2 separate regions of the Homo sapiens genome follow, and region 1 is linked to region 2. A link is an interaction called in ENCODE POLR2A ChIA-PET data of the cell type or tissue named here. Cell type or tissue: Panc1. All regions are shown on one strand. Each heading gives the region's core, and the rest is flanking DNA. Links, peaks and the distances in the headings are about the cores only. Region 1 holds the start of LOC105372666 (a long non-coding RNA gene). Region 2 holds the start of LOC124904931 (a long non-coding RNA gene).

Region 1 (15,870 bases), core at 3,342-11,341, 290 kb before region 2:
GTGGGTATGAGTTTACAATTGTATTGATACAATTGTGTTTGATTTTCATTAAAATGTCCTAAGAAGGATTTTAGTAAGGGTCACACTGGCTACCAAGAATCAATAGTCCCCTAAATAGAAAGGCTCAAAGTCACAGAAACGTATTTCTCATTCTCAACAGTCTGAGCTAGGTGTTACCGTCAGTAGGAGGTTCTCCTTCAAAGGCCCGGACCTTTCAAATGGTTTTAATTACAGGTTAAAGATGAAATTCAAATCAGACCTTTGCTGAACTGTTGAAACACCTCCTGATACTGTGGTTTGAAAACCACTAATCTAATTCTCATTTTACAGAGGGGAAACAGAGGCCCTTTCCTTCTTACAGGAGTCCAAAGCTATTGATAGAAATTTTTAAAATTTTGTTTAAAAATGTTTGAGTACTTTTAAAAAATATCTTTTCATTTTGAAATAGTTTTAAGACTCACAAGAAGTTGCAAATATAGTTTAGTTTTCTCATATACCCTTCACCCAGCACGCTCCAATGAAAACATTGGATTCTTTTAGGGTTTAGGGTTGGAAAAAATCTTGAAATGATGATTAGTTTTAAATGCTCATTATTCATGCAAACGCTTAGCCTATTCAGAAAGTATCTGATACTTTCTTTTTTTGAGATGGAGTTTTTTGCTCTTGTTGCCCAGGCTGGAGTGCAATGGTGCGATCTCGGCTCGCTGCAACCTCCGCCTCATGGGTTCAAGCCATTCTCCTGCCTCAGCCTCCCGAGTAGCTGGGATTATAGGCGCCCGCCACCATGCCCGGTTAATTTTTGTATTTTTAGTAGAGATGGGGTTTCACCATGTTGGCCAGGCTGGTCTTGATCTCCTGACCTCCTGATCCGCCCACCTCGGCCTTCCAAAGCGTTGGAATTACAGGCATGAGCCACTGCCCCTGGCCTTATCTGATACTTTCTGATACAACGTATCTGATACAAATAGTATCAGATATCAAATACTTTCAGATAAGTATTTGATACAATTGTGTTTGATTTTCATTAAGATGTCCTAAGAAGGATTTTAGTAAGGGCCACACTGGCTACTAAAAATCAATAGTCCCCGAAGTAGAAAGGCTCAAAATCATAGAAACGTATTTCTCATTCTCAACAGTCTGAGAGAGATGTTACCGTCAGTAGGAGGTTCTCCATCAAAGGCCCGGACCCCTTCTGTCTTATGGCTCTGTCATCCCTTGGGGCTTGGCTTGGAGAAGGCCACTCACTTCCTACAGGCTTTGTCTGCCACACATCTATTTCCTGCTTAAGTGCCATTGGCAGAATCCAGTCACATGGTCCATCATGGAAGCAGGTGGGCAGGGCTGGGAAATGTAGCCTCTGGATGGGAAGCAGCTTCTCAGCTACAAAACTACGCTAAAGGTGTGGCAAATTTTGATAGATAATTGTCTCTGCCACAGAAAGGGTTTTCTACTTTTGCACATATAGAGATCGGTGGAGCTAGGTTTTAATTCAGAGAATTGTTATTTAGCTGACTCTAGTGGACTTTTCTCTCTCTCTCTCTCTCTCTCTCTCTCTCTCTCTCTCTCTCTCTCTCCTTTCTTTTTTTTAGACAGAGTCTTGCTCTGTTGCCCAGGCTGGAGTGCAGTGTTGTGATTTTGGCTCACTGCAACCTCTGCCTCCTGAGTTCAAGTGATTCTCATGCTTCAGCCTCCCAGGTAGCTGGAATTACAGGCATCCGCTACCATGCCTAGCTAATTTTTGTATTTTTAGTACAGACTGGGTTTTACCATGTTGGCCAGGCTGGTCTTGAACTCCTGAGCTCAAGTGATCCATCTGCCTTGGCCTCCCAAAGTGCTGGGATTACAGGTGTGAGCCACCACATCCAGCCTCTCGTGGACTTTTTTTTTGTTTTTTTTTATTTCGTCAGTCTGGCATCCCCTTCCTACTTCTGATAACAGGATTTTTGTTCTATGATTTCCTTTGGGGGAAATAGTTTCCCACTATTTCACATAATATTAATCACAATCTCCCATCACAGGGGTCACAAATGTGATCATGTCACCCAGACATAGCCATTATCTCCTATTGTACTGAATTATTTTGAAGCTCCTCCCAGCTTCTGTACCATGTAGTTTGTGCTATTTCTCATCTGAAATTCTGTTTCCCATTTGATTTCCTGGGATCATGTCTACTGCTTCCATTTGAGCTGAAGAACTGCCTTATATGGAACCTCTTTGAGGATCGCCTAGACTGATTTGGGATCCCCTCCCTAGATCCCTAAGTGTGGCTACATTCCAGCACTCACCACAGTGTATCGTATTGGTTGATTTGTTGGTCTGTACTTACCACAGTGTATTGTATTGGTTGATCTGTTGGTCTGTTTCAGTTAAGACACCTTTGGCAGCAAGCATCTTACCTGAAACTTTTCTTGGGTATGCCTCAAGATGCATATGCCATCAGTCCTTCCAGTAGCTGGAGAGGACTGGGTTTATTGGAGCTCTTAGACTGGTTACATTGGTCAGGACTAGTTTTTGGCTGGGGCTGTGCCCAGCCTCAGTGTAAACTATACATGACAATCTCATTTCCTTTGGCCAGTGATTGGGCTCCCAGTGGGCCAAGTTCTGCTCAATAAGACATAGAGGAAATCTCCTGATGGCTTTTGAGAATGATTTTCCTTCCTGGAAAGAAAGAGGCATGTGAGAAGAAAGCCCTTGCCTGCCCTCCTCCCCACCTCCATCCTTTCTGGTCTGGTCATTGCCATGGTAGACCTGGTTTCCAAGGCGGCAGCAGCCATGTGGTAGACATCCTCCGCAGGACTTGGGAGGAAGCTGGGACGCTGAGGTCGGTGGAGTAGAAGGATGAAAAGAAACTGGGTTCTTGCTGACAGTGCTGAGCCACTGAATTCACTCTAGGACCACCTACCTTCTGATTTTTCATTAAATATTGTAATAAATGGCCTTAGAATTTAAGACAGTTCTCCCCAAACTTATTCCCACTGGGACACATAATTAAAATGATAACAATTGTATAGCACACTGGGGTAAATGGCAGAAAATTTGGGACTTTGATATGGACATTGTTCACAGAAATTAATCATACTTCTGTATGTTGTTTTCTTAAAATATAAAAAATACAAAAAATAAAATAGGAAGTTTTAGAAAGAAGTAATGCATTTTTACAAAAACATTTTTTTTTTTAATTTTACATGAGAAACTTGAATTTGCTTTCATGGATAGAACTTTCCTGTGTCAGATTTTATGCTTAAAGCAACTACATGCAATTTCTGTTCAGGCCTTTTTAATGATGACCTGGCCACATATTTGATGGGCATTATCTACGAAAAGCTTTATTAGTACAAAGAAGCTACATAAAAATATAAAACTTTTTATTTTTTTTATTTTTTTGAGACAGGTTCTTTTTTTTTTTTTTTTTTTTTGAGATGGAGTTTCACTCTTGTTGCCCAGGCTGGAGTACAGTGGTGCAATCTTGGCTCACTGCAACCTCCACTTCCTGGGTTCAAGCAATTCTCCTGCCTCAGCCTCCCGAGTAGCTGGGATTACAGGCACCCACCACCACATCTGGCTAATTTTTTGTATTTTTAGTAGAGATGGGGTTTCATCATGTTGGCCAGGCTGGTCTCGAACTCCTGACCTCAGATCATCCACCTGTCTCAGCCTCCCAAAGTGTAAGGATTACAGGTGTGAGCCACCATGCCCGGCCGAGACAGGTTCTTGATGTGTTACCCAGGCTAGAGTACAGTAGTGCCACCATTGCTTACTGTAGCTTTGAATCCTTGGGCTCAAGCAATCCTCCCACCTTGGCCTTCTAAGTAGCTGGGATTACAGATGTATGCCACCATGCCTGGCTAATTTTTAATTTTTTTTTTTTAATAGAGGTAGTATCTTGCCCAGGCTGGACTCAAACTTCTGGACTGAAGTGATCCTCTCATCCTGGCCTCTCAAAGTGCTGGGATTACAGGCATGAGTCTTTGCACCTCGCCAAAACTAATTTTTGAAACATATTTTCAGAAACTCCCAATGCTAACATTTTATTTAAAGGCTTTACAAGCAAGCATCTTCTTTTCTTTCTTTGACAAATGTTGGTATTTGGGATTTCTTGTGATAATGCAGATGGCTTGCGAGTCCAGTGAAATTTTTATAGATGGAATACTAGCTATTTCACAATAGTGTAAAGTGCCCACTGGCAGAACACACAAGCCTGGTTAGATCAATTCCCTGCTGCTAGCTTGGATTCACTAAAAGGGCACAGATGAGAAAGTACAGAAGTAACTAGGTTATATAAAGACATAAATCAGAACAACTACCTGGTAATGAACTCAGCGGGAGTTCTGGCCAGACCTCCAACCAATGCCGTGTTAGCTTGGACCTCATGTTCCTTGGCATTTGGAACACAAATCCCCCCAGCAGTTCCATTGCCCCTTAGGCACTGTACACAGCAGCAAGCCTTGCAACTGGCCACTAAGGCAGATGTCTGGCTGGTGGAACACCTTTTGACCACATTGCATGCATCAAGCACTGTCAGCACTGTTCAGTGGAGGACCTAATTGAAGACTGGTACTGCTTTTTGGCATGGAAGGTCCATACCTATTGTATTTGTCAGGATGCATCTGGTTGCTAATGGAAAAAACCCAAATTTGAACTGGCTTTAAACAAAGGAGGGAACATGACTTTAGCTTCAGAGATGGCTTCTGGGAATACATCATCAGGGATGGCTCTCTCTCTTTCTTAGCCATGATTTAGAAAAAAAAAAATTGTTTTTGCTTCATCATGTGAAATTAAAACTTTTTTCTTTTTGAGATAGTCTTGCTCTGTCACCCAGGCTGGAGTCCAGTGTTGCGATCTTGGTTCACTGCAACCTCTGTCTCCTGGGTTCAAGCCATTTTCCTGTCTTAGCCTCCCGAGTAGCTGGGATTACAAGCGCCCACCGCCGCAGCTGGCTAATTTTTGTATTTTTAATAGGGACGGGGTTTCACCATGTTGGCCAGGCTGGTCTCGAACTCCTGACCTCGAGTGATCCACCCACCTCGGCCTCCCAAAGTGCTGGGATTACAGGCGTGAGCCACTGCGCCCAGCCTAGTTTCAACTTTTATCTACATTATAAAGGCACATAGTTTAAAGAGTTAAATACTCTACCAGGCTTGTTATGAAAAAGATCTTCTCATCCCTATTTCCCAGGCCTCAAAGGAATTATGGTGTAATTATGTTTAGACAAATATTCAATGTTTACATTATGTAAATAGTAGTCACAGCTGAGCCATAGTACATTCTGATTACTTTTCCTTTTCTGCACAACTTTTTGTTTTCATTAGAGTTAAAAAAAATTATTTTCTGTTTGTTTGGTTACTTTTCTATGCACTAAATCATCTGAATTATTCACCACTGGTTGTGTAAATTTCCTCTCAATGTACTCAAACACATTACAATCTCTATCAATTTGGTCTTTCTGAAGAGGATTCTTCAATCTGGATTGGGGCAGCTGAGCAGTGGTTGTCTTAGGATATTTTCTTCATGGTTATCCTGGAATTTCTTACATTTCTTCCTAATGAGAGATCCTCTGGTTTTATAGACTTTATGTGTTCACTTTTTCAGTTTTTTACCTTTTTTTTGGTGTATTAGACTTCTGTGACAATGTACAAGTGAGGTACATTTTAAGATTTAACACGTATATTTTCATACTTTATTGATAATTTGCTTTTAAAATTCTTTGCTAGTTAGAATATTACTCAGTGGTGAAAAGAAGCAAACTATTGATACATGTAAAAACTTGGATGAATCTCGAAGACATTACATTGATAAGAAGAGCCAGTTTCAAAAGGTTACATACTGTGTGATTCCATTTATATGAGGTTCTCTAAAAGACAAAACAATGGTGATGGAGAAGAGATCAGTAGTTGTCAGGGTTTAAGGGTGAAGGGAGGGTCTCACTACAAATGGACCACAGGAGTTTTTTGGGGTGATGGAAATGTTCTGTATTCTGATCTTGGTGGTGGTTATGATACGGCTCTGATGAGTGCAGGAACACCAGGGCTCTTGTCTCACGCGAATTGGATAAAACGACACAGACACACGTGAAGTGGTTTTAAGGAACGGAGAGTTTAACAGGCAAGAAAAAAGGGAGAAGAAAGAAGGAGGAAGCTCCCCTGTACAGAGACAGAGGGAGGGGGGCTCCAAAGCCAAGAGAGGAGATCCCAAGTGTGGCAGATACCAGCCAGTTATAGGAGGAGGCTGGAGGAGATGGAGTCTGATTTGCATAGGGCTCAGGGGATTGGTTTGACCAGGCATGTCATTATGTGGCCCACGAAAAAACTGGCCCTCCCACCCTAGTCTTTTAATATGCAAATGAAGGTCGTCATGATGTTCTATACATGTTGGGATATGTGGGGGTGGCCAAGTTGCCAGGCACATGTAGGGCAAGGGCAAGAGGATAACTGTGGGAATTGCCATGTTTGGGCGGACCCGGTTTCTAATGGCCTGCATTTGCATATCAAAGGTTGCCAACCTGGCTCTAAGAGATGGGGCTTTCCTGCTATCAGAAACGTTTTTGGAGCTGCTTTAAAAGAAACGAAAACTTCCCAAAGACCCCTTTTCCTCTCTATCTGCCTAAAATAATTTCTTAATAACTCCTATAACAGTTAAACAAATCTATATATGTTAAAAATTGTAGAACTGTACACTGAAAAGTCATTGCGTATAAGTTTAAAAATAAAACAAAGAATTATGCATTATAAAGGTACAGTTGATTCTTACATTCTATAAAGTCATCACGAACACTGAATTTGTGAATACTGAACCATTGCTCCTAGGGGAAGTATAAGGTTAGGTTCTTGTGAACCCCAGGTACAACATCTGCATCAGCCAATCAATACATAACTTTATTTTATGTGTGTTTCTAAAGACACCTTATTTAATGTATAGTGTGATCCATTATCATTAAACTCACAGCCAACAGCACTGTAATGCATGCCTGAAGGAAGCTCATCTAACCCACTGATATTCTCTGAGGCACATTGCAGCCTTCTTGCACTTAGGAACACTAGACCACACTTCCTTTCTAAGCTTGGGGGGTGTTTCAAACAGTGAACTCACCAACAAAAGGCACGAAAATGCAAAAGAAGATGCAGCACAGCATTAAATAGACTGTAAAGAGGACCCTTGCTTGCAGTACGGGATGTGGTCCAAGAATGCAGAGTGCTGCCTCCTTCAACCTCAGCTGGGACTGTGTGCATTGGGCAAGTCAAATTTTTTCTTGCTCTGTGCATGTCCATGAAAGCACCGGGAGCATTGATTTTGAGATTGCAAACTAGTTTTAGTGGGTAATGCAAGGCACTTGTATTGGTTCGAACCCCGAGCGCACGCCAACAGACAACACAAGGCGGTGTGGAGCAACACGCTGTTTTAATAAGCGCCCGAGCGCCGGCGGGCTGAGGCCTAAAATGGCGTCAGCCCGAAACGGGGACGGGGCAGGGGTTTTATAGTCTCCTGTTAACAGGACGTGTCTGACGTAACTGCTACGCTTACCCAGACGGCCTCTCTCTTGGTCTTCGGCGGGTACGTGTCTTCCGGCCAGCTCTCTTCCGCTTCTGCTGTCTTGATGACGCACAGTGCTGGCGCAAGTCGTCTTGCGCCAGGCGACTGGGTCTGAGGAGGCAGGAGTTATTCATTCCCTTAAGCTTTCAGGCCGGGGGGAGAATCTTTCAGGTAAGCAAATTTGCATATATTGAACTCACAAGTAATGAGAACTGACTGTAATTGACCCTTAGAAATTTGAAGGTAGGGCCGGGCACGGTGGCTTGTACCTGTAATCCCAGCAGTTTGGGAGGCCGAGGTGGGAGGATCTCTTGTGCCCAGGAATTCAAGACCAGCCTGGGCAACATAGTGAAACCCGTTTCTACAAAAAAATTAAAAGATTAGCCGGTGTGGTGGGGCGCACCTTTAATCCCAGCTACTCAGGAGGCTGAGGTGAGTGGATCGCTTGAGCCTGGGAGGAGGAGGTGGCAGTGAGCCGAGATTACACCGTTGCACTCCAGCCTGGACAACTGAGTGAAACTTGGTCTCAAAAAAAAAAAAAAAAAAAAAAAAAGAAATTCGAAGGTATTACCCTGTTGTCCTTGAGTTTCTCATGTTGCTGGTGATATAACTCTGATGCTATTCTGATTGTTACATCTCTCAATGGAAACTTCATTATTTTCACCAGCTTATAGCTACTTTCCTTGCTCCTTAGTAATCTAAAACTTGATGATAGTATTTATTGGTTGGATCTATTTCCACATATTGCATGTGATACTCACGCCTACCATCTAATAAATCCTGTTCTCTGCGGGTTCTGGGACAATTTATTAACATTTTTTCTGCCCTTCTGGTTTTTTTGTTCTCTGTCTGGAACTCCTGGTGTTTGGAATAGGAACTCTTGCACTAGTCCTGTCATTTTTAAATTTATCTTTTCTCCCCGTTTTGCATGTCTTGGTCTTTCTGCTCAACTTTCTGGAATATTTCCTTAACTTTATTTTTCAAGCTTTCTATTAAATTTTTCATTTCTGCTGTCATATTTTTAATTTCTCAGAACCTTTTCTACCATTTGAATGAAAACAAATTGGCATCTTATTCTTATTTCGTGAGTGTGGTATTTTCTCTTACCTCTCTGAGGATGTTAATGTTTTGAGGGAGGAACCTTTTTCCTTCTCCCAGTTTTGGTTTCACCCATGTGGCCTGTCTTTTTTCTGTTTGGTTGTTTTGGCCTTTGGCTCTCAGGTTTGCTCGAAGGTCTTGTGCTCCTTGGCTGTCTGATCTTATTTATTTAGTTATTATTTTTTGAGATGTAGTCTCACTGTTGCCCAGGCTGGAGTGCAGTGGTGCCATCTCAGCTCACTGCAACGTCTGCCTCCCGGGTTTCAGGGAGGTTCCTGCCTCAGCCTCCCGAGTAGATGGAATTACAGGCACCCACCATGCCTGACTAATGTTTGCATTTTTAGTAGAGACGGGTTTCACTGTGTTGGCCAGGCTGGTCTCGAACTCCTGACCTCAGGTGGTCTGCCCACCTCGGCCTCCCAGAGTGCTAGGAGTCTGATCTTATTTTAGAAGGAGGTGCTGAAGAGCTGATTGATAATTCTGAGAACGCAGGGTAGGGGTGGGTGGCTTGTCAAGCTTAAGTATCAGTGCAGGGTGACCTGGCTGGGGTGTGTCCTACCTGCTCCAAAATATCAGTGTATTTCGTTTTCCTTTTTCTGCACTGGGTGCATTTCTCAGAGCAGACCGGATCACTCTCCTGCCTAGAGGATACAATCCCTCCTGCCAGTGCTTTTGGGACATGCTAGGGAAGGAAGGTTGCAGAGGTCTCAGCAATCCGTATATAAGCTTCCCCCCGTACCCCCTGCTTAGTCCCTGTACCTGAAGCTCCCTGTCCAGAGACTCTCTCTTTTATCCTCTCAAAAGAATAAAGTGCAGTCATCTGAACAGGACAGAGGCTGTCAGATGCCCGTGGCATGGGAGAGGAAACCTGGGATCTAACTCTTTCTTTGATTTTCAAACACTCTTTCTATTTTTTGCCCCACTTATGCCTCCAACCTGCAGAGATATCTGGTGCTACTCATTCCTGAATGTTTCAAGGCCCTGCAGGACACTTGGGTTCTTTCTCTTTTTCTTTTTTTTTTTTTGTTTTTCTTTTGCCTTTTTCCCACTGACAGCTTGGGATTCAGTTTTCCTGAGTCTGCTAATCCAGTTATCACTTGTTCATCTACTTTCCAGTGTTAAAAGCTAGTTTTTTAAAAAAAGGTAAAATTGTAACTCTCAGGAAAAAAAATGAACACACATGAAAGATTTTATTGAACTCATGAATGAGGAAGCTGGTGAGGTGTTAGAACCAGCTCAAAGGAGAACGCAAAGAGCAGATCAGAAATTTGAAATTCACTGATCAGAAATTTGAAATGAATTTGCAAACAGAGGAGTATCAGTTTCCTACTGCTGCTGTTACAAATTGCTTCAAATTTAGTGGCTTAAAATACTAAGTGGCTGTGAACCCCAAATATCTGAGACAAGTCTCAGTCAAATTAGAAAGTTTATTTTTTGAAGGTTAAGGACACACCTGTGACACAGCTTCAGGAGGTCCTGACGTCATGCACCCAAGGGGGTTGGGGTACAGCTTGCTTTTGTACATTTTAGCGAGATGTGAAACATCAATCAATATGTGAAAGATTACATTGGTTCTGTCTGGTAAGGTGGGTCAGCTAGAGGTGGGGGCTTCCAGGTCATAAGTAGAAAAGAGACAAAAGGTTGCATTCTTTTGAGTCCTTGATCAGCCTTCCACTAAATACACAATTTAGTCTGGCTCATTAAATCTGCATTTTTACACAAACATAAGGCAGAAGAAGCAATCATATATGCATTTGTCTCTGGTGAGCCTGAGAGGGATGACTGAGTTCTGTCTGTCCTTTGTCCACAAGGAATTTCCTTGTGGGCAAATTGTGAGGGAGGTATATAGCTTTTTATCTTTGTAACTATCCTATTTAGGAATAAAATGGGAGGCAGGTTTGCCTGACATAATTCCCAGCTTGACTTTTCCCTTGTCTTAGTGATTTTGGAGTCCCAAGATTTATTTTCCATTGCTTCTCAGCCTTTTGGCTAAGATCGAGATTTATTTTCCTTTCCTATGGCTTATTAGCTTACAGTTCTGGTGGTAAAAAAAATCCTAAAACCAAAGACTGCCTTCCTTCTGGAGGCTCTAGAGAAGAATCCATTTCCTTGCCTTTTCCAGCTTCTGGAGGCCGCCTGCATTCCCTGGCTTGTGGCCCCTTCCATCTTCAAAGCCAACAGCATCGCGTCTGCAAATCTCTCTGACCACTGTTTCCATTGTCACATCAACTCTGACTCTGACACACCAGCTTCTCCCTTCTAGAGACCCCTCTGACTACAGTGGACCTACCCAGATAACCCAGGATGATTTCTCCATCTCAAGATCATTAACTTCTTCACATTTGCAAAGTCCTTTTTGCCATGTTAGGTAACATACTCACGGTTTCTGTGGATATGATGTGCAGCGGGTGGGAGCATTATTCTATCTACCATAGAAGGCAAACTGATTTTTCCACGAATGGGTGTGGGAGCAGGAGATAGGCGGAGAATTCTATCCCTTTCACTGGACAGAATCCATTTGCAAGTCTACAGACAAGAATTATTTTGCATTGCTAGTAGATCTACAGCTTACAGAGTTGTAAAAGCTCCCATAAAATCAGAATGGGATTGTGTGGAGGGTGTCTTACTGTCAGTGGGTAGTTTTCCTTTGAAACATACATTTCTTGCCATGCCAGATTTCACCATTTCATTGCTTTTGCTGCTTCTCCCATTTCCTTTAACCTAGTGAGTTTATACCTTAACAAAAGACTGTTTCTGATGTTTAGTGGTATTGGGTAAAAAGGAACAGATCATCAATGCATTCAGCGTCTAGCTTTTTCCCAGCTCTGCTTTCCTTTCTGTGGGCTTTGTTCTAGGCAGATTGTCTCCGCATGAACTTTACACCTAAAGATCATGTTATCTGTATTCTAAATTAAAAAATAAAATAAAAAACATTTAAAGATACTACAATTTTAAAAGACTTTTTTTTTTTTAATGAGGCTGAGTCTCACTCTGTTGCCCAGGCTGGAGTGCAGTGGCATGATCTTAGCTCACTGCAACCTCCACCTCCAGGGTTCAAATGATTCCCCTGCCTCAGCCTCCTGAGTAGCTGGGATTACAGGCATGCACCACCATGCCCGGTTAGCTTTTGTATTTTTCGTAGAGACGGGGTTTCACCATGTTGGCTAGGCTGGTCTTGAACTCCTGACCTCAGGTGATCCGCCTCAGCCCCCCAAAGTGTTGGGATTACAGGTATAAGCCACTGCGCCTGGCCTTAAAAGGCTTTAAACTTGGAAAAGTGTATAATTGAACCCCTCCCCCCGCCGCCCCATAGCTGAGCTCTATGGAGGAGGTGAGATCCGCAGGTCAGGGAAGGAAGGAAATAAGTTAGTGGAGATATATACACACCTTCCTCTCTGGCACTGTGGTTGAGGTGAATTGGTTTCCTATTTCCCATCTCCCTTCGTTGGAATAATCCCCTCTGGCCAAGAGGTCCACCTCCTAATTCTGGGAACCTGTGAATATGTTACCTTACAGGGCAAAAGGAACTTTGCAGATGTGATAAAAAGGAGGTTCTTGAAATGGGGAGAGTGTCCTGGACCATCTAGATGGGTCCAATGTAATCACAAAGGCCCTTATAAGTAAAAAAGGGAGGCAGGAGTGTCCTAATTGAAGAAGGAGATAAGAGGACAAGGCAGAAGCAGAGGGGCTGGGGAGAGAGAAACTTGAGGATGCCGCACTGCTGAGGAAGGGGGCCATGAACCAAGGAGTGCAGGCAGCCCCTAGAACCTGGAAAAGCCAATGAAACCGATTCCCCCAGAGCCTCCAGAACGATTCCCCCCAGAGCCTCCAGAAGGAATGCCACCCAGTGAACACCTTGGTTTTAGGACTTCTGACCTCTGGAACTGTAAGGTAACGAGCTACTTAGTGCTTTAAGCTATTAAATTTGTGATAATTTGTTACAGTAACAGAAATACACACACACACACACACATACTTATTTGCACATTCGTTTCACTATTCCTGATCTGTGGAGGTGTCTGTTCCTGGATTCTCCTCTGAACTGGTTCTAACACCTCTAGAATGAACCAGCCCTGCTAACACCAGCCCAGTGAGACTGATTTTGGACCTCTGACCTCCAGGGCTGTAAGATCATAAATTTGTGTTGTGTCGATCCACTAAATTTTTTTCCCCCATGTGATAGTGTTTTTTTTTTTTTTTTTTTTTTTTTTCCGAGATGGAATCTTGCTCTGTCACCCAGGCTGGAGTGCAGTGGTGCAATCTCAGCTGGCTGCAACCTCTGCCTCCTGGGTTCAAGCCATTCTCCTGCCTCGGCCTCCCAAGTAGCTGGGACTATGGGCGCCCACAACCACAGCTGGCTAATTTTTGTATTTTTAGTGAAGACAGGGTTTCACCATGTTGGTCAGGCTGGTCTTGAACTCCTGACCTCAAGTGATCCACCCACCTTGGCCTCCCAAAGTGCTGGGATTACAGGCATGAGCCACTGCTCCCAGCCTTAACTTTAATTGCATATACAAACTCTACTTTATGTCCCCCTCAGTTTATATTCTCAATTTCACAAATAAATCTTTTTATAATTTGTATCCATTAGCATAGTTTTATAGTTATAGTTTTTTAATGGTTTTATCTTCTAAATTCTATACCACAATTAAAACTGACTCACATACCACCATTACAGGATTACATGATTCTGTAATTGTCTATATATTTACCTTTACCAGTGAGTTTTATATTTTCATGTGCTTTTGTGTTGCTGTCTAGCCATTCTTCCATTTCAGCTTGAAAAACTCCCTTTAGCAATTCTTACAAGGTAGGTTACTGGTGATGAACTCTGTCAGCTTTTATTTATCTGGGAATATCTTAATTTCTCCCTCACCTTTGAATAACAGTTTACCTGGATACAGTATTCTTTTTTTTTGAGATGGAGTCTGGCTTTCTTGCTCAGGCTAGAGTGCATTGGCACGATCTTGGCTCACGGCAGCCTCCGCCTTGCATGATCAAGTGATTCTCCTACCTCAGCTTCCTGAGTAGCTGGGATTACAGGTGTGTGCCACCACACCTGGCTAATTTTTGTATTTTTGGTAGAGATGGGGTTTCACCATCAGGCTGATCTCAAACTCCTGACCTCAAGTGATCTGCCCAACTCAGCCTCCCAAAGTGCTGGGATTACAGGCATGAACCACCGCTCCTGGCCCTGGATATAGTATTCTTGATTGACAGTTTTTTTCCTTTCAGCACTTTGGAAATACTACCCTACTCTGTCTTGGCCTACAGTGTTTCTGCTGAGAAATCCATTGATAATCTTATAGAAGCTCCTTTGTACATGACTAATTATTTTTCTCTTGCTTCTTTCGAGGGTCTCTTCTTATCTCTAACTTTTGACGTCTTCATCATGATACATCTCAGAGTAGGCCTTTTGGGTTCATCCTAGTTGGAATCTTCTGAGCTTCTGGAATTTGGATACCCATTTCCTTCCTCAGATTTGGAAGGTTTTAGCCATTATTTTTTCAGATAAGCTCTGTGAATGCCCCTTTCTGTTTCTATTCTCCTTCTGAGACTCCTGCAATACCAATATTGGTCCACCTAATGGTGTCTCATAAGTTACTTAGGCTTTCTTCACTTTTCTTCATTCTTTTTTGTTTTGTTCTTCTGACTTGATAATTTAAAATGAGCTTCTTGAGTTTGCTGGTTCTTTCTCCTGCTTGGTCAAATCTGCCGTTGACCCCTCTAGTGAATTTTCAGATTCAGTTATTATATTATGCTGCTCCAGAATTGTTTGGTTCTTTTTAAAAATGCTTTTTCTGTCCTTGTGGATATTCTTATGTTGTTGAGGTGTCATTTTCTTGATTTCATTTAGTTGTCTAGTTCTCGTGTTGTGCACTGAGTCTTTTTAAGACAATTATTTTGAATTAATTATCAAGTCATTCACAGATCAATGCTTTTTTTTTTTTTAGAGTTGGTTTCTGGATATTTCTTTTGTTTCAATGATTAGACCACATTACCTTGTTTCTTCATGTGCCTTGTTATTTTTCTTTGTGATTTGTGCACTTGAAAAAAAGCCACCACTCCCACTCTTTATGAATTGGCCACATGTAGTGAAAGACCTTGACCGATCAACCCAGCTGCCTCACAAACTTTTCTGGGATGTGTCTTTTCTAGGCATGTGAATGCAGTTTACCAGTTAGAGAGGTCTGTGGGTTTCTGTTTCAATACTTTGTCTTGCTCAGTCTGGTGTCTGCCTGTGATACTGCAGGTTCTCTATTGCTACAAAAAGCCATTGAGCCCTCCTTTGTTTTCAGTGGCACTCAGAGAATCCAAGTATGCTGATTCCCCATCAGTACTCTGAATCAGGTGAGACAGAAACCAGTCCCTGTGGCATCCCCTCCAAAAGCCAGGATGTTGGATTATGTTCCACTCTTTTTTTCCTCTCAAGGGAGAAGTCAGAATTGGGCTTTTCCTCCCAGTTGTATGGAGCTGTGCCAGCTTGGGGAAAGGGTAACCACAGGTGACATGAAGTGGCTGTTCTTACTTGTTTCAGTGTGGCATTCTTGGCTTTGAGCTTCTCTGGGGTACTGTGACATCTGGATTGGTTTCTAGATTTCTCATAAAGGTATTGTTGACTGTGCATTGTTGTTGAGTCAGTACCTTGTAGGGAATAAAGTTTAGGGCTTCCTAATCTGCCATCTTGCTGATATCATTAAAAAACGACTGTGAATTTAAATGTGGTTATTTTTGCTCTTCATGAATATTAAAGACAAATTTCTGGGTTATAAGTATACTTTAAAGTTGACTGTGCTAAAACAACCCACAGAATTGTTTCACCTAGCTGTGTTAAATGTTTACACAAATGGAAGCTGATAATTATTAGAGTTTTATCCTGAGGTTTTATTAAGTGACAGACTCTGAAATAATTTCTTTGAATATGGAACTGGCAAGTTGGACTTCAAAGTTCAGAGTGTGTTCAATCCCTCTTCTTCATGACTTGTCACTGACTTGCTGGGGAACTTTAGGCAAGTTGCCCAACTTCTCCAAACCACTGTCAAATGGGGAAAATGATGCTACCTCTCTTCCCAGTTTAAAGTGGCAATTAAAAAGATAACATAATGGAAGTGTTTATCTGAGAGCCTGGCTCAAGGTGAAGACACAGTGAGTTTTAGGTATTGTTATATGCACTTTAGAGAGTCTGAATAACTTTGAATGAAAATTCAAGCCCAGGGGCTGTGCCTCCAGCCCTCTCTCATAATG
Region 2 (15,870 bases), core at 2,997-10,996:
TCAGAACACCTTGCCTTAGGCACAAATCTGTTCTTACTAGCTCTGGCATTGGTGGTTCAGCTTGAGCATCCTATTGCACCCTGAGTTTGGCAACATGTGTTGGAGTTATTATATTACTAATGGTATAGATCAGGCTTGGCAAACTTCTCTGTAAAGGGCCAGATAATAAATATTTTCAGCTTTGCTGCCCATAAGGTCTCTGTCATGACTACTCAACTTTGGTGTTGCAGTGCAAAAGCAGGCACAGATAATATATTAAATGGGCGTGACTGTGTGCCAATAAAACTTTAATTATAATGAGAAGAAGAGGGCTGGATTTGGTCCTTGGGCCAGAATTTGCTGACCCAGGCTCTGAATAAGGTAATCCAATTCCTTCCCAAAGGGGGTTGGCAGACCCTGGGGCCATCATTACCTTGGAGAGTTGAGTATGTTGCGATTGAAAAGCAAAGCATTAGGATTCAGAATACCCAAATTCCACATCTCTCTAGCATTTGGAAACTCTTGAATAGGCCACTTGCTTTTTGGTTCATGGTTTCACATTTATTAGATGAAGATAGAGGCACCTACCCTTCTTGCTTAACCAGGTTTTTGCAGACCCAGAAGCCCATGGTTATGGAAGTGTTTACTGAGCCATAGTTGGCTGCTGCAATACGAGGCATTCATTATCCACCATACATTGTAAGTCTGGGTGGTTCCCAGGTAATGATTCTTAATTATATTTTTATCCCTCTTTTGCCATTTTTTGGGGGTTCCAGATGTAACAATAAAAAGCAAACTTAAATTCACTGACCACTTCTACATATATGACAGGGACAGTAGGACCAGGGAGTTTTATATGCATAATTTGATTAGTCAGGTATTATTACCTTGCTTTTTAAAGGTGAAGACACTGAGACTGAAAACAAGTAATGGCCTAATCCCTGTTTTCTTTTTCTTCTTGAGACGGAGTCTCGCTCTGTCACCGAGGCTGGAGTGCAGTGACACCGTGTTGGCTCACTGCAACCTCCGTCTCCTGGGTTCAAGCAATTCTCCTGCCTCAGCCTCCTGAGTAGCTGGGATTACAGGCTCCCACCACCACGCCTGGCTAAGTTTTTTTTTTTTTTTTAATATTTTTAGTAGAGACGGGGTTTCACCATGTTGGCCAGGCTGGTCTTGATCTCCTGACCTCAGGTGATCCACTCGCCTCGGCCTCCCAAAGTGCTAGGATTACAGGCATGAGCCACCCCGCCCAGCTGGCCTAACCTCTGTTGAGAGTGAGTGTCAGGGTCAGGATTTGAACCCATCTTTATCTGAGTCCAAAGCTCTTGAACTGTATGTATGTCTAGTGACATTGAGGGTGGACAGTCACCTTTCTCTATTTTGCCACATTACCAACTAACCCTTTAGTAGTTTTCATAGTGCTTTCCACCAACATTAGCTCATTTAATCTTCACAGCAGTGAAGCTATGCAACTCACTCAAGTCATCAACCTGAAGAACCCCCACTTATTCTCAAGGACCATGCTGAGCTGTCACTTATTAAATCACCTAGACTGAGTCGGGTTCCTGTGTCAGATGCTTTTACTGTCACACCTTGTATTTGCTTTGTGATGCACACTTCATTACTGTGACTTAAGTGTCATCCTACAGAAAACTTCATGAGAGCAGAAACTATGTTGTTCTTGCTTGCCACTCTATTACCACCCCTGGCCCAACAGTAAATATCTGTTGAATAAGTGAGTTTCTAAAAGTCACGGGGTGGAAGCTGGATGATTCTGAGTGGTTTGCAACATAATAGTATTTATCGCACTGTAAGTTGAGCTGGTCATGTGAACCATCCAGCAGGAAGCTTGTTAGGAATTCCAAGTCAGTGACTCTATGTCTGGGAGTGCTAGAAGTGATAGACATCCGGTCTATCACCAGCTTCTCAGATAGGCAAGTCATTCTTCTTGCATAGAGAAACCTGGAGGCATCAGAGGTCGGGTGGTGCTCAGGTTACAGTACTTTGGCGCAGGTACGGGAGAGGTGGTCCCTCTTCTGTTTGGAAATGTGAAGCGCGTGTGTGTGTGCACGTGAACGTGGTGGACAAAGGCTACTTCCTCATACTATACATGAAAGGGCCATAGGAAGATAATCAAAAAGGAAAAGAAAGGTAAGAGTTGTTGCAAAATGAATTGTCTTCAGAGGCTAAATGGGTAACATACATTTGGGGGAGGGCTGAATATAAGAAAGAGAATATTGATGCAAACCACAGTGAAACACCATCTCATGCCAGTTAGAATGGAAATTAAAAAGTCAGGAAACAATTAAAAAGTCAGGAAACAACAGATGTTGGGAAGGATGTGGAGAAATAGGAATGCTTTTATATTGTTGGTGGGAGTGTAAATTAGTTCAACCATTGTGGAAGACAGTGTGGTGATTCCTCAAGGATCTAGAACCAGAAATACCATTTGACCCAGCAATCCCACTACTGGGCATATACCCAAAGGATTATAAATCATTCTACTATAAAGACACATGCACATGTATGTTTATTGCAGAACTGTTCACAATAGCAAAGACTTGGAACCAACCCAAATGCCCATCAATGATAGACTGGATAAAGAAATGTGGCACATATACAACATGGAATACTATGCAGCCATAAAAAGGATGAGTTCATGTCCTTTGCAGGGACATGGATGAAGCTGGAAACCATCATTCTCAGCAAACTAACACAGATACAGAAAACCAAACACCACATGTTCTCACTCATAAGTGGGGGTTGAACAATGAGAACACATGGACACAGGGAGGGGAACATCACACACTGGGGCCTGTCGGCGGGTGGGGGGCTGGGGTAGGGATAGCATTAGGAGAAATACTTAATGTGGATGACACGTTGATGGGTGCAGCAAACCACCATGGCATGTGTGTATACCTATGTAACAAACCTGCATGTTCTGCACATGTATCCCAGAACTTAAGGTATAATAAATAAGTAAATAAATATATAAATAAATAAAAATTAGAAAAAGAAAAGGCAGAGTATAACAGTTAAAAAAAAGAAGAGACAATGATGAAGTCTTTAGTGATCTAGAGAATCCATATTCACCCTAAAGACATTTAAATTCAACATGTGAAAGCAGGTCACTTTGTAGACAAGACACAGGCAGGCACAAGGCTGCCCGTGGAATTCAACTTTGCAATTCCCCAGAAGATGGAGATAGGGAAGGAGCGATGACAGCAGAGAGGAGAGGATGTGACACAAGAGAAATGATTCCTGGGCAGATCGTGATTCCTGGATGATCCCTATGGGCTTCATTTCTTGAATTCACACAGATACCCTTCTAGTCTTAAGACAGTAGTATGCAGAATTCCACCCACAATATGGTATTATTTGGTAGTAATTACATCATCAAATTTTCATTCTCATGCACTATGTATGATAGGTTGGGACTAATTCAGTGAAACAAGGACATTTTCTTATGGCCTCCTGTGATATTTCTAAATGAAGGTGGCTGATTTTTCAGCTTACTAAATTCTAAACAGATAATTGGAATAATACTGATGTTTCTGGGTGCTTTTATTCACAGATTTTCTTCTTCCTTACATTAATTTCTGATTTGGCTTCCAGAGTATGTACAGGCCATCGTGCTCCTCTTATCTTTAATTAAGGTCTTTGCCATTTCTCTTCAGCAGAGTCTGAGCAGGTAATGCCAGGGTGCCTGAGGACTCTGTGGGCACCTCGGTTAATGTTGGGCCATGCTAGAGTCACAACGTGTGCAAGAGTCACTTATTGGGCCGGACCTTCATCTTGTGTTTAATTATCTTAAACGTTGCAGGCTCAGCCTTTCTGTTTGCCATGGTCTGTCGGGTATAGAGAATGTTGATGGAGTTTCCTTTAGGTTTCTCCAAAGAGCCAAAAGTTAGACCCTTATGAGGCTACTGAAGCCAAGGGCTTCGTGGCAGGACTGAGATTCCAGAACTGGATAAAAATTACCCTCTAATCCAGCACTTGCTTTTGCGAATACATCCAGAGGCAGACAATTAATTGAACCAATTGTTCAGCAACATGGATATTTAGTGGGCGTGAACGCAGAGGATGCTTACAGATGAAAGCTTGGAACTGTTTTCTTGCTCTGTGTGTTTGGGGACGGGTAGGGGAAGAAACAAATGAGCACAGAAGCCTCCTCCTCCTTGAGTAGGATAAATATGGCTTAGACTAATAAAATACAAGCTGGAATGCACCATTTCCTATTCCCCAAACAGGCGTCCTGGCAGTTGAAAGCAAGGAGAGGAAGGAAGTCTTTCATGAGAAAGGAATTGGGGAGTGGAGGCATTGGGGCTTCACGTGGTAGTTCTCCTGATTACTGACACCCGCCTGCTCCTAACAGCCCATAGAGCTACAGCCACCAACTCCCAAATTTGTCACTGTCACTTCACAAGTGCCCGGCATTGTTCAGGAAATTGTGTGTGTAAAGTAGAGCTGCCTGCGCCCAGCTTCGACAAGGGAGCAGCCTTGCGAAGGTGCTTGAAACCGAAACAGAGGCTTATGTATCCTATTATGTGCCTGAGCAGGAGTCATAAATAATTGTGACAAGTTTTTTTTCCCATCCCACGTGACAGTCCTTGACTCTGCCTCCTGTCTCCTCTCCCCTCTGCCTCATAGACTAGACTTGCCAGGCTGAGTGATGATAGATGTTACCAGGCAGCAAATGACAGCTGGATAGATTTTTTAGTTGGTGCTTTAGAGGGAATCAGATATGCTGTATAAAGCAATAAAAAAAGTACACTCACAAGGTGGGTTAAGAATAGCCAGCACAGCAGTAACCCGCTTTGTTGTGTATCAAAAGTTAAATCTCACATGGTCTTAGTGATGTGTTAATTTTTCAGACTCCTGTCAGAGTGACGGTGAGGACAGTCACTTTAAAAAAAAATTTAAGAAAAGGATAAAAGCAATCAACTGTTTTCTTAGTATATTTTGGTTTTTCAAATGAGACAAAAGCGTTCTCTTTTTAAAATCATATCTAAGAAGAGAAATAGGATTCTGGTGTTTTGCCGTATTGCTGTATTGCTGTATTGCTGTATCCTTCTCAATCTCAAATTTAAAACATAAAATTGGAGATGTGTAAGGTGTGGAATTATTCAGCCCCTGTTCAATTAAATAAATTTTTTTTTTAACATTGCTCATCTTCTTCCACACACTGTATTGATCTAGATTCTGTGTAACAAATGGTCTGGTTTCCCAGCCACCTTGGAAATGTCATGTAGGAGTCAACAAAACTACTTAGTGTATTTTTTATAAAGAATTACAGCCTCCTCTGAATTACTCAGACTTTCATCTCGGGCAAGCCGGCTTGGCTACCTCGTGTCTCGATGGATATGCAGAGCTACCAGAACATGATTCAGTGAACTACCCCACTCCCTGGTTCACGGACGTGACAGGCTGAGACGTACTTAGTCATCGCATTTCTGTCTTCTCCTGCACTATATGGGAAGTGGCTGCTGTGTAATTTAAGAGTGCTCAGTATATCAGATCACGACTCTTTTCCCCCTTGATTTTTCTGATGAATCACGTTAGGAAGGCTGTGGCTTTTACACGGCAGCGTGCAGCATGAGGAGGCAAGGCAGCACAAAATGTTTATTAAAAAAATATGTCTTTCGGGCTAGGTACCAGGCAAGGGGGGTAATTTGAGTTACGCCTCTATAATTCAAATTTGGGGATAATTCAATACTGGTGTAGTTACATTTCCAGCCACATCAAGTTGTACATGTATTATTGGGTGTTGTTTATTACTTTGGTTGTAGCATTCTCTCCATAGGACAATTTCCATAATGAAACCTATTTTCTATGGCTTTATCACTTAACGGGTTCAGTGTTTTTCTTTTTTTCCAGCAGACATGAATTGATGAGATATATGAATGCCCAGAAAATGTCATGAAATAGTTAAAAGGGTAGGTTTGGAGATCTGCTGTCTAAGTTCAAATCCCAGCTTGTCTTCTTACTCCTTGGGTGACCTTGGGCAAGTAATTTAGCCTCTTTATGCCTCCAGTCTTTTAACTGGAAAATAGGGATAATGATAATCCCCCCATCATAGGGTTGTTTTCAGGACTCAATGAAATAAATGTGCTTAGTACAATCCCTACTAATAGGTATTGAATACATATTATTTTAGTTATTATAATCATTATGATTGAGTTGTTATAATTATTACTGGGCTAGTTTCCCCCAGGCCACCTACATCTCCTCACTTCAGGTCTTTCCAGACTTGATGACCATATGTTGGATGGGTGGATGGAAAGTTATTTTAGGAATGGAGCCCTCTTTGTGGTTAAATGAACAGTAATGTTTTACATTGGTTCAGAGTAGTCTTTGATAAGGATGCATATTCTGTACATCACTGATACTACTTTTTGGACCATTTTCATCTCTTCCTCATTTGAAAAGAACCTTCAGTGAAATGCTTTATGTGGACATGGCAGGTAGAGTACCTGGATTCATCGATCAGTTCTTTTTCTGTTCTTTCTCTCTTGCTTGCCATTCTAGCTACCTAGGTAGACCTTGTTGGCTTATAAACATAAGTCATAGGCAGGTTCTAATATGATTTTAGAAACATTAAAAAAATTGGACTGTGATTCACAGTAAGGAATACATTTTATATTGTGACCCAGGGTGCACGTGCATGCATAATATATAGACATTTTGCTGAAGCCAGTGCTCCATGAAACATCAATTATCCTTCCCACATGTGTGATACACTTTGGCATTTTCTATCCTTTTCTATTTCATTTGTTAAAAGTGATGCTTTAGGTCAGGCAAGGTGGCTCATGCCTGTAATTCCAGCATTCTGGGCGGCTGAGGTGGATCACTTGAGCCCAGGAGTTCGAGACCAGCCTGGACAACAAAGTGAGACCCCTGTCTCTAGAAAAAAAAAATAGCTGGGCAAGGTGGTGCGTGCCTGTGGTCCCAGCTACATGGGAGGCTGAGGCAGGAGGATCACTTGAGCCCTGGGCAAGAGACCAAGACTCTGTCACTTAGAAAAAAAAAAAGTGATGCTTTAACCAGGGTGAGCAAACTTTTTCTATAAAGAGCCATAGTAGATATTTTCAGCTTTGAGGGCCATGGAGTTCTTGTTGCAGCTACTCTACTCTGCTGTTGTAGCCACAGACAAAACACAAAACAATGGGCATGGCTGTGTTTCAGAAGGACTTGACTTACAGACACTGAGGTTTAAATTTCATATAATTTTCTTGTGTCACAAAATATAATTCTTCTTTTGTTATTATTAAACCATTGGAAAGTGGAAAAACCATTCTCAGCTTGCAGGCCACACAACACCATGCAGTAGCCAGATTTGCTCGATGGACTGCAGCTTGCTAATCCCTGCTTTAGCCCACGAAGCTGATTTTTATGACTTGTACTTGCAACACTCTTCTGGGACATTTCCCAAAGTGACTGCGAAGGGACATCTGTTTAGCAGGGATTCAAATGGGTGCTAATGGAGAGAAAGCATCTCTCTTCAAGTAGGTTAGTGACCCTTCAGAGTAAATAAAAGGTGCCTACCTCTTAGCAGAAATTCTGTGACTCTTTAACATACCACCAGACCTGATAACTTTCTTTCTTTCTTTTTTTTTTTTTTGAGATGGAGTCTCACTCTGTCACCCAGGCTGGAGTGCGGTGGCGCAATCTCGACTCACTGCAACCTCCGCCTCCCTGGTTCATGCCATTCTCCTGCCTCAGCCTCCCGAGTAGCTGGGACTACAGGCACCCGCCACCACACCCAGCTGATTTTTTATATTTTTAGTAGAGACGGGGTTTCACCATGTTAGCCAGGATGGTCTCGATCTCCTGACCTTGTGATCCACCCACAGCCTCTCAAAGTGCTGGGATGACAGGCCGGGTGTGGTGGCAGACCTGATAACTTTCTAAGAAGGGTACAATAAGGCATACTCTCTAACTGTGTGACCACAAGACGCTTATTTTTGGAAAATATCTCTGGGTCTTGAGTTCTGAGGAATGCACTCAGTGGAACTCTGTCTCGAAGCAGAAGTCTGGGGAAGGCCGCCCTGTTTTAGTGACGGCAAGCATTCTGTGTAGACATCACAGTGTTTGCCACTGAGAAAGGTCTTTGGCGATTATTAGCCTCCCAGTGAAGGAACACATTTTGGGATCTCCTGTGAGCACAACACTGCACAAAATATATGAAAAAAATGATGAGCCCAATCTTATTCCCAGGGAGTTTATAGGCAAATTTGAACTTGGTTACAGGCAACATGTCAACAAGCACAAACTAACATGGTCTCGTTTAGACTGAAGACCCAGGTGTTGGTGATATCACAGTAGGTGATAATAATGATAATATCTAGAAGCATTTTCTGTTCTCTCATCATCTTTGCATATGTCATGTCATTGATTTTAACAAGAGCTATGTGATTTGGTGGGGCCAGTGTTTACCAGCCCATTTTACAGGCAGAGATATGAAACAATGGCTTCAAGTCATACTGTTACTGAGGCGCCAAGTTGAGGATGCAGGTCTTCCTTAGAATTCCTGTAGTTTCCTCTAAAAATAGTGGAAATACTTTGAAAAGGAGGAAAATTTGCAGTGGGATCTCGAAAGAGCTCACAGAGATTGATCCTTAAGAGAATCTGGAGGATGCAGAGGTGTGTGTGTGTGTGTGTGTGTGTGTGTGTGTTCACACGTGTGAGGTTGATTTTGGAAAAGACACGGGTAGAAATAAGTCCTATGTAAGAGAAGCAAAGCCTTTTGACAGAAATATCAGTAGTTGCTAATTTAAAAGCAACCAACTAACCAATAAAGTAACCCTTTAACCCCTAACACTATTAGAGATTATTCCAAGTTAGAAATCTTGAATTCAACTTTATAGTACCTCCTAGTAGCAATTCTGAATCAGCTTCCTGTTTTGGAACTATGGGAAGCCCCACTCTAAAACTATTTGAGAAAAAAAAAGTGCTATGCAATCCTTTGGCATTGAGGTTGATATTAGCCAGCAATGCTTGAGAAGAGCAGGAATGGTGTTCCCATTAAAAGACAAATTAGGGTCAGGCGCGGTGGCTCATGCCTGTAATCCCAACACTTTGGGAGGCCGAGGCAGAAGAATCACTTGAACCCAGAAGTTTGAGACCAACCTGGGCAACATGCAGAAACCCCATCTCTACAAAAAAATAGAAGAATTATCCAGGCATGGTGGTACATGTCTGTAGTCCCAGCTACTCGGGAGACTGACTTGGAAGGATCACCTGAGCCCAGGGAGGTTGAGGCTGCAGTGAGCTGTGATTGTGCCACGGCACTCCAGCCTGGGCAACAGAGTGAGACCCTGTCTAAAATAAAATAAAATAAAATAAGATAAAATAAAAAGACAAATTAAGCAGTGAGTCTCTTTCTGCTTCTGTGTTTTCCCCAAGAGAACTTTCATGGAAATACTTTTGTTTTGCTTGAAAAAAATACTTTGGCAGCTGTGAAAAAGTTACTGCAGTTCAATAGGATGTAAATAAAAGAGGCCCTGTCAATTCAAGGTTGTAATTTGACAGTGCACCATTATTTAGACGGAATATTGAAACGAGAGTAAAAATGACTTCAGGTCATGGTACTACTTCCAATTTAAAGAAAATTAAAAACTGCTTTGAAAAACTGTGCTGCATATTTAAAACTCCTATCTCCTAGTTGCTGGGGGTTAGATGTTCCACACGGCACCTGGAAATCTGTCAATATTAATAGGTATGATGATTCTTACTGGCATATGCTTATCATCTACAATTTTGATAACAGCGTTGAGTGAATCCATTGCTGTTTTCTGGCGTTTGCAGTGTACATTGAGGAATTAATAATTAGTGAAAGTGTAGCCAACTTCTAGAATTAGCAGTCCACTCAGAGATGCCCAGGTGAACAACACGCTGCTTCCCTTTGTCATTCAGGTCCCAGAGAGATTCCTCCTGACAACTCTATCTACAGCGGCCGCCATCCTCAGTCATTCCTTAGCTTGTTGCTTCATTTTATTTCCTTCTTGTTTATGTGTTCTTTTACATCCTTACTGTCCATCCCCTCCACAGTGTCAGACCCTTGAGAGGACAACCTGTGCATCTATACCCAGGGTCAGCAAACCATGGCCCATGGGCTGTATCTGCAAGCTAAGACTGCTCTTCACATTTTTATTTTTTATTTATTTTATTTTTAAATTTATTTCTGAGACAAGTTCTTGCCCTATTGCCCAGGCTGGAGTGCAGTGGTGTGATGACGGCTTACTGCAGTCTCAACTTCCCAGGCTGAAGCAATGCTCCTGCCTCAGCCTTCGAAGTAGCTGGGACAACAGGCATGCACCATCATGCTTGGCTAATTTTTCTTTTTTTTTTTGTAGAAGTGGGGTCTTGTTATGTTGCCCAGGCTGGTCTCAAATTTCTGGCCTCAAGCAATCCTTCTGCCTTGACTTCCCAAAGTGCTGGGATAATAAGGGTGAGCCACTGCACCCAGTCTACATTTTTAAATGGTTGAAAACAAGCAATATTTCATGACACATGAAAATTACAAAATTCAATTTTCAGTGCTCATAGGCAAACTTTATTGGAACACCACCAGAGTTATGTGGTTATGCATTGTCTATGGCTGTTTTTGCACAACATACATAGATAGTTGAGTAGTTTCCCAACATGATATGGTCCCAAAAAGCTAAAATATTTAGTACTGTGCCCCTTACAGAAAGTGTTCACTGACCCCACCCTGTGTCCGGCACAATGCCTGGTAATTCATAGGGGCCCATTAAATGCTATGGATGAACTAATGAGGAGCAGAGCTTGGCAAGAGCTATTTCCAAGTGTCCCTTCCCTGCTGCCAATAAACAAGAAGGAGGAACAGATGAACCCAAATTAAATACTAACTCCAGGTTCTCAGACAATCACCAAATCTAAGAGGGCAGGTGGAGTCTGCTCGGAAAATTTGCTTAACATTTCTTTAAAAGAGATGACAAGGTACGGTCTCAGGAATTCATGGTATCTCAGGTTCCAATTTCTAAAAACTGAGTACGTTCAATTTTCCTTTGGTCTAATATGTTTTCTCTACCCCAGCTCTTCCCCACCTGCTTTTGATGTGTAATCTGACTGAAGACTGAACTCTGATTTTTACCACCCTAAACTCAGCTGACCTCCCTTCCAAAAAATGTCAGCCTCTTAATCCTCTTAATAAAAAGGCCCATGTAACTGGGAGAATACATTTGAAATAGTCCACAGTACAAAAAGACGGTCTGAAAATAACAAGGGGAAAAAAATGTACTAAACGCATCTGCACACACACAAAGTTGCCAGGGAAACATGGCAATCCCTTGCAAACTGCCAGCACCGTCACATTTATAAAGAAATGACAACAACTGACCTTTGTCTCCTCTTTTCCTGCCTGCCTTTTACCAGGAACAGAAGAGCCTTGTGGCTTGAATGATGCTTTTGATAGGCAGATTTTCAGATTCTGTGCTGTCTGCCTGGATGAGGGGTCCCGGTTTACAGCTCTGCTGAGAGCTAGAAAATCTTTTATGACTGTCACCTCCATTATGACCTAGTCTGTGCAATTGAAAGGTGCATTTTCACATTGGAATTTGGCTTCTATAGTCCTGAGGAGAAAAATGACATATTTTGTTGCATTATTTAAATATTCCTGCTGAACAACAAATTAAAAATATCCATTAAAGGTTTATTTGATATCTTCCTAATTATTGCCCATTGCGCATTTGACAAATTATTTACACATTTTAATAATTGCGACTTTCTTTGGAAGTGACACAAAAACAATTACTTTTTCGAAATTCCACTGTGTATATGCTTTTGAAACTACATAGCCATTAAAAACAGTCTGTCGAATTAAAGGTTGGGCAATTAATTAAGTGCAAATTCTGTAAAACTGGACCAAGGAGAAAATTCATCAAACCTATGAAATATGACCTATCTTGTCCAAAAGACAAATATGTTTAAACAAAAGATGAAAATTGATGACAAAATTATGGGTAGCAAAATGCACACAGAGCAAATATAAGACAGCTGTACTTGGTTTCAGAGTGTTGGGTTTACCCTTACAGAATTCATGATTCATTACCTTCACCGTCTTGTAAAACTTTTCCTAGTTAATCTCCAAAGTACTGTATCTGGGATAATAAAAGTTCTCAATAAGAGCTTGGAAGGCCATTACATTAATGATTTGCTGGCCTTTGCGGGATCCCAATTAAATGCAACCCAAGTTGAGGCTGGTAGCCTAAGGGTACGTCTCCCTAGGACAGTTGAAAGCCACTTTGCCCATGTGGCTATTTTCTTTTGTTTCTCTCTTTGTGCCTTCCTTACACCAATTTTCAGTGTCGAAAGTTTCTATTTCCCTTTATCTAGAAAGTACTCTGCCATTATTAAGACTTTGGCTCTTACCATGAGCGACAAGCCCTGCGTGGGTTTCGAGTATATAGCAGGGGACACCAAAAGCCAGAACAGCGGTTCACATGTGTGTATCCATAATGGGCCCTAGACATGTGTATTACAAGTTCTGGATGTTACCCTTAGGTGCTCAGGTTCACAAATCAACATCAGCCCTGGTGCAAAGTGGGCGGAAGAGGGAGGTGGGTTCGCGGACTGTGGGGATTGTTAAGGATACACGGCTGTTATTTCCATATTAAAATGTAATGATCTCATTAAAGTTAAAACCACTGTTAAACTTGATTGAGTAAATTACTTAATTAACCATAGCATCCAGTGCATTCCTCCAGGGTATACCTCTATTCCTCAAGATGCAGAACAAATGCAGGCTCAGCTTATAGAATGTTATCCAGGGTGGTATGATAACACTCATCTTAGACTGACTTATTTCAGAATCTGTTAAAAAATTCAGAATCTGTTAAAAAAACAATGAAAAGCGAGAAAGTGAGGGTGTTACTCGGTGTTAAAGGAAGATGGGAATAGCCTACCAATGAAAGCAGATATATTTTATTGTTAGGCTGACATCTCCGAAGATTTTCTTGATTAAAAAGAAAACCACCTGATAAGCAGTTTGTGGAGCGACTGCTTTAGCTGGTTCGACAAAGCATTTCCTTTTTCTCGCATATTCTACCTTTCTCTCCTTTTCTTTGCTTGAATATCCAAAGATATCTCCATGGGGTTGGCAGAAGCTCTTCGAAAGCTTTGTTTGGGGTTGTGTTTGGTTAAGTGACTCTGAATTGGGGTTGCAGTGAGTTTTTGTGGGTGAGTGGGTGGATGGGGGAATATTTAGGAAACATCTCCAATTTGCCTGCCCAAAGCCTGCTTTTTGAAATATAAGGGTTTTTTGTTTGTTTGTTTTGAATGACTACCTGTGACACAAGTGGCCAACCAAACTGTACTTGAAAGAAGTAAGTTGTCCCAATTTCTGGTGTTTCTTGGTTTTTGCAAATATAGCATAAGGATAATAATAACTGACTACTTCCTGAGGTTGTCGTAATGGTTACGTACGTGAATATACGTAAAGTGCTTAGAATAGTGATCTGTTCCCAGGAGGTATTGACTATTATTATTATTCCTAAGCATAGGAAAGGGAGGGGGCAGGGATGGAGAATGGTCCAGAAACAATGCAGTCGGAACTCTTGGTCAGCAGATCACCTCCCAGACAAGCTTTTTCTTGGCTGCTGAGTCCAGTTAAAGAGGCCAGGGATCCCCAGACACTTAGTAGCCAGAAAACCTGGGTTTTGTTTGATTTTTTTTTTTTTTTAAATATGTTTTCCTCTAACCCAGTGTGTTGCTTATATCAGAGCCTGGAGTGGAGAACTGTGCTGGGGTAGGGTCTTGCTGTTGCTTGCATAACGTTTGCCATTTAGAAAGATAAGTCTTGCAAATCCCATCTGCAGAGGGATTAGAACTAAACTTAATAAAGCAGAAGCTGAACACAACTGGAGTAACCTTCTTATGCCTAGTTTAATATGGTGCCTTTGTAGATAGACATCTTTTAAATATATTTTTATATTTTAGATTTTTTTGGATTAATCCCAAAAGAAGAACTTGAGGGATTTCAAAGAAAACTATTTATTTGGGAGGTTAGGGCAGGAAACATAGCGAAAGATTGAGAAAGTGGCATAGAGAAGGGAAGAAATCCAGTATATAATTTTAAAACTATATAAACATATAAAATGGTTTCCAAAAAGGAAACCAGGTCAGGATAATTATTTTCTAAAACTAGTGGTTTAGAATAAAAACCAGATATCAAGATATCTCCTGAATTGATACTCATCACAACTCTAAACAAAAATGAACAGTACTTACTGGGCATTTACACTGTGGCATAGAAAAGCCAATTCTAAGCCACTACATAAACTCATTTTAATAACTGTGAGATGGATGTAGATGCTTCTATTATATCCGTTGTATAGATGATGAAACAGACACAGAGAGGTTAATAAAATTGCCCAAGCTTACCAAGCTAATAAGGGGTAGTGTTTGAATTTGAAAGAGTTTGACTTAAAAGCCCATATTCTTACCATTCCACTAGTTTCAATTTCACTCTCTAAAAGGGGAAAAATCCTCTTACATTAATATGCCTTGCTTAAAGATGTGACTCAGGAGAAGGCATAAGAGACAAAGAAAGATAGCCAAATAGAAGCTTCCGGCAATCATCTGCCCAAAGGAACACCAAATTAAACAACTATCCACACACCTTCATAAGAACCAAACATTAGGTGAGCAATCACAGTACCTGGTTTTAACACCATGTTAAGGAAAGAGGCACCAAAAAGGGTGGGAAAGACAGTCTTGAATCACCTACACCACTCCTCCTACATCCCGCGGCAGCTGCCCTGGGGTGTGGAGAGAGCATCTGTGCACTTGGGGGAAGAAGAGTGTGGTGACTGTGGGACTTTGCATTGGAACTCAGTGCTGCCTTGTCACAGTGGAAAGCAATATGGGGCAGAACTCGGCCAGTGTCCACTGAAGGAGCATTTAGACCAGCCCTAGTCACAGAGAAATTGCCCATCCTAGTGATTAGACCAAAGTTCAGGCAATCTCCATGACCACAGCAAAATCCTCCAGCATACTAAATGAACTTGAAAGGCATTCTAGGCCACAAGGACTGAAATTCCTGGGCAGGTCCTGGTGTTGTGCTTGTCCTGGAGCCAGTGTACTTGAGGTGCATGTGGCCTACTGAGACACCAGTGGGGGTGGCCAACAGAGTGCTTAATCACCCTTCACCCAACCCCAGGCAGCACAGCTCATGGCTCCAGGAGACTCCTTCCCTCTGATTTAGGAGAGGAGAGGGGAAAGTAAAGAGGACTATGTCTTGGCAACTTGTATACCAGCTCAGTCACAGTAGAGTAGGACACTAATCAGAGTCCTGAGACCCCTATTTCAGGCATCACGACCATCTAGGAAAACATGACCTTACCAAAGGAGCTAAATAAGGTACCAGTGACCAATCTGGGGAGCAGAATATGTGACCTTTTCAGACAATTCAAAATAGCTGTTTTAAAAAAGCTCAATGAAACCCAAGATAACACAGTGAATGAATTCAGAATCCTATCATATAAATTTAACAAAGAAATTGAAATAACTAAGAAGAATCAAGCAGAAATTCTGGAGCGGGGAAATGCAACTGACATACTGAAGAATGCATCGAAATTTCCAGCAGCAGAACTGATCAAACAAAAGAAAGAATTAGTGAGCTTGAAGACAAGCTATTTGCAAATACATAGAGGAGACAAAAGAAAAAGAATAGAAAAGAATAAAGCATGCCCATAAGATCTAGAAAATAGCCTCAAAAGGGCAAATATAAGAGTTATTGACATTAAAGAGGAGATAAAGAAAGAGATCAGAGTAGAAAATTTATTCATGGGATAATAACAGAGAACTTCTCCAGTCTAGAGAAAGATATCAATATTCAAGTACAAGAAAGTTATGAAATACCAAGCAGGT

What was found. Peaks named below come from ENCODE experiments on the same cell type or tissue, not always from the same donor. Only the 100,000 strongest peaks of a DNase experiment are listed, where the experiment ranks them.
Region 1: POLR2A ChIA-PET joins it to region 2 with 15 read pairs; 2 of 35 experiments call an interaction of 5 or more read pairs at or near these places.

What each region holds. Positions count from the first base shown.
Region 1 is chr20:52,203,043-52,218,912 of GRCh38, forward strand. LOC105372666 (a long non-coding RNA gene) reads left to right here and starts at 7,601. Exons shown (of 17, transcript XR_007067652.1): 1 at 7,601-7,698. RefSeq lists a silencer at 577-770 and enhancers at 6,117-6,747, 6,932-7,466. In Panc1, for the core only: no CTCF peak of the experiment used is centred there; no DNase peak of the experiment used is centred there; H3K27me3 peaks cover 278 bases.
Region 2 is chr20:52,489,019-52,504,888 of GRCh38, forward strand. All of the region lies in intron 4 of LOC105372666 (a long non-coding RNA gene), which reads left to right. LOC124904931 (a long non-coding RNA gene) reads right to left here and starts at 11,573. Exons shown (of 2, transcript XR_007067654.1): 1 at 11,342-11,573. In Panc1, for the core only: no CTCF peak of the experiment used is centred there; no DNase peak of the experiment used is centred there.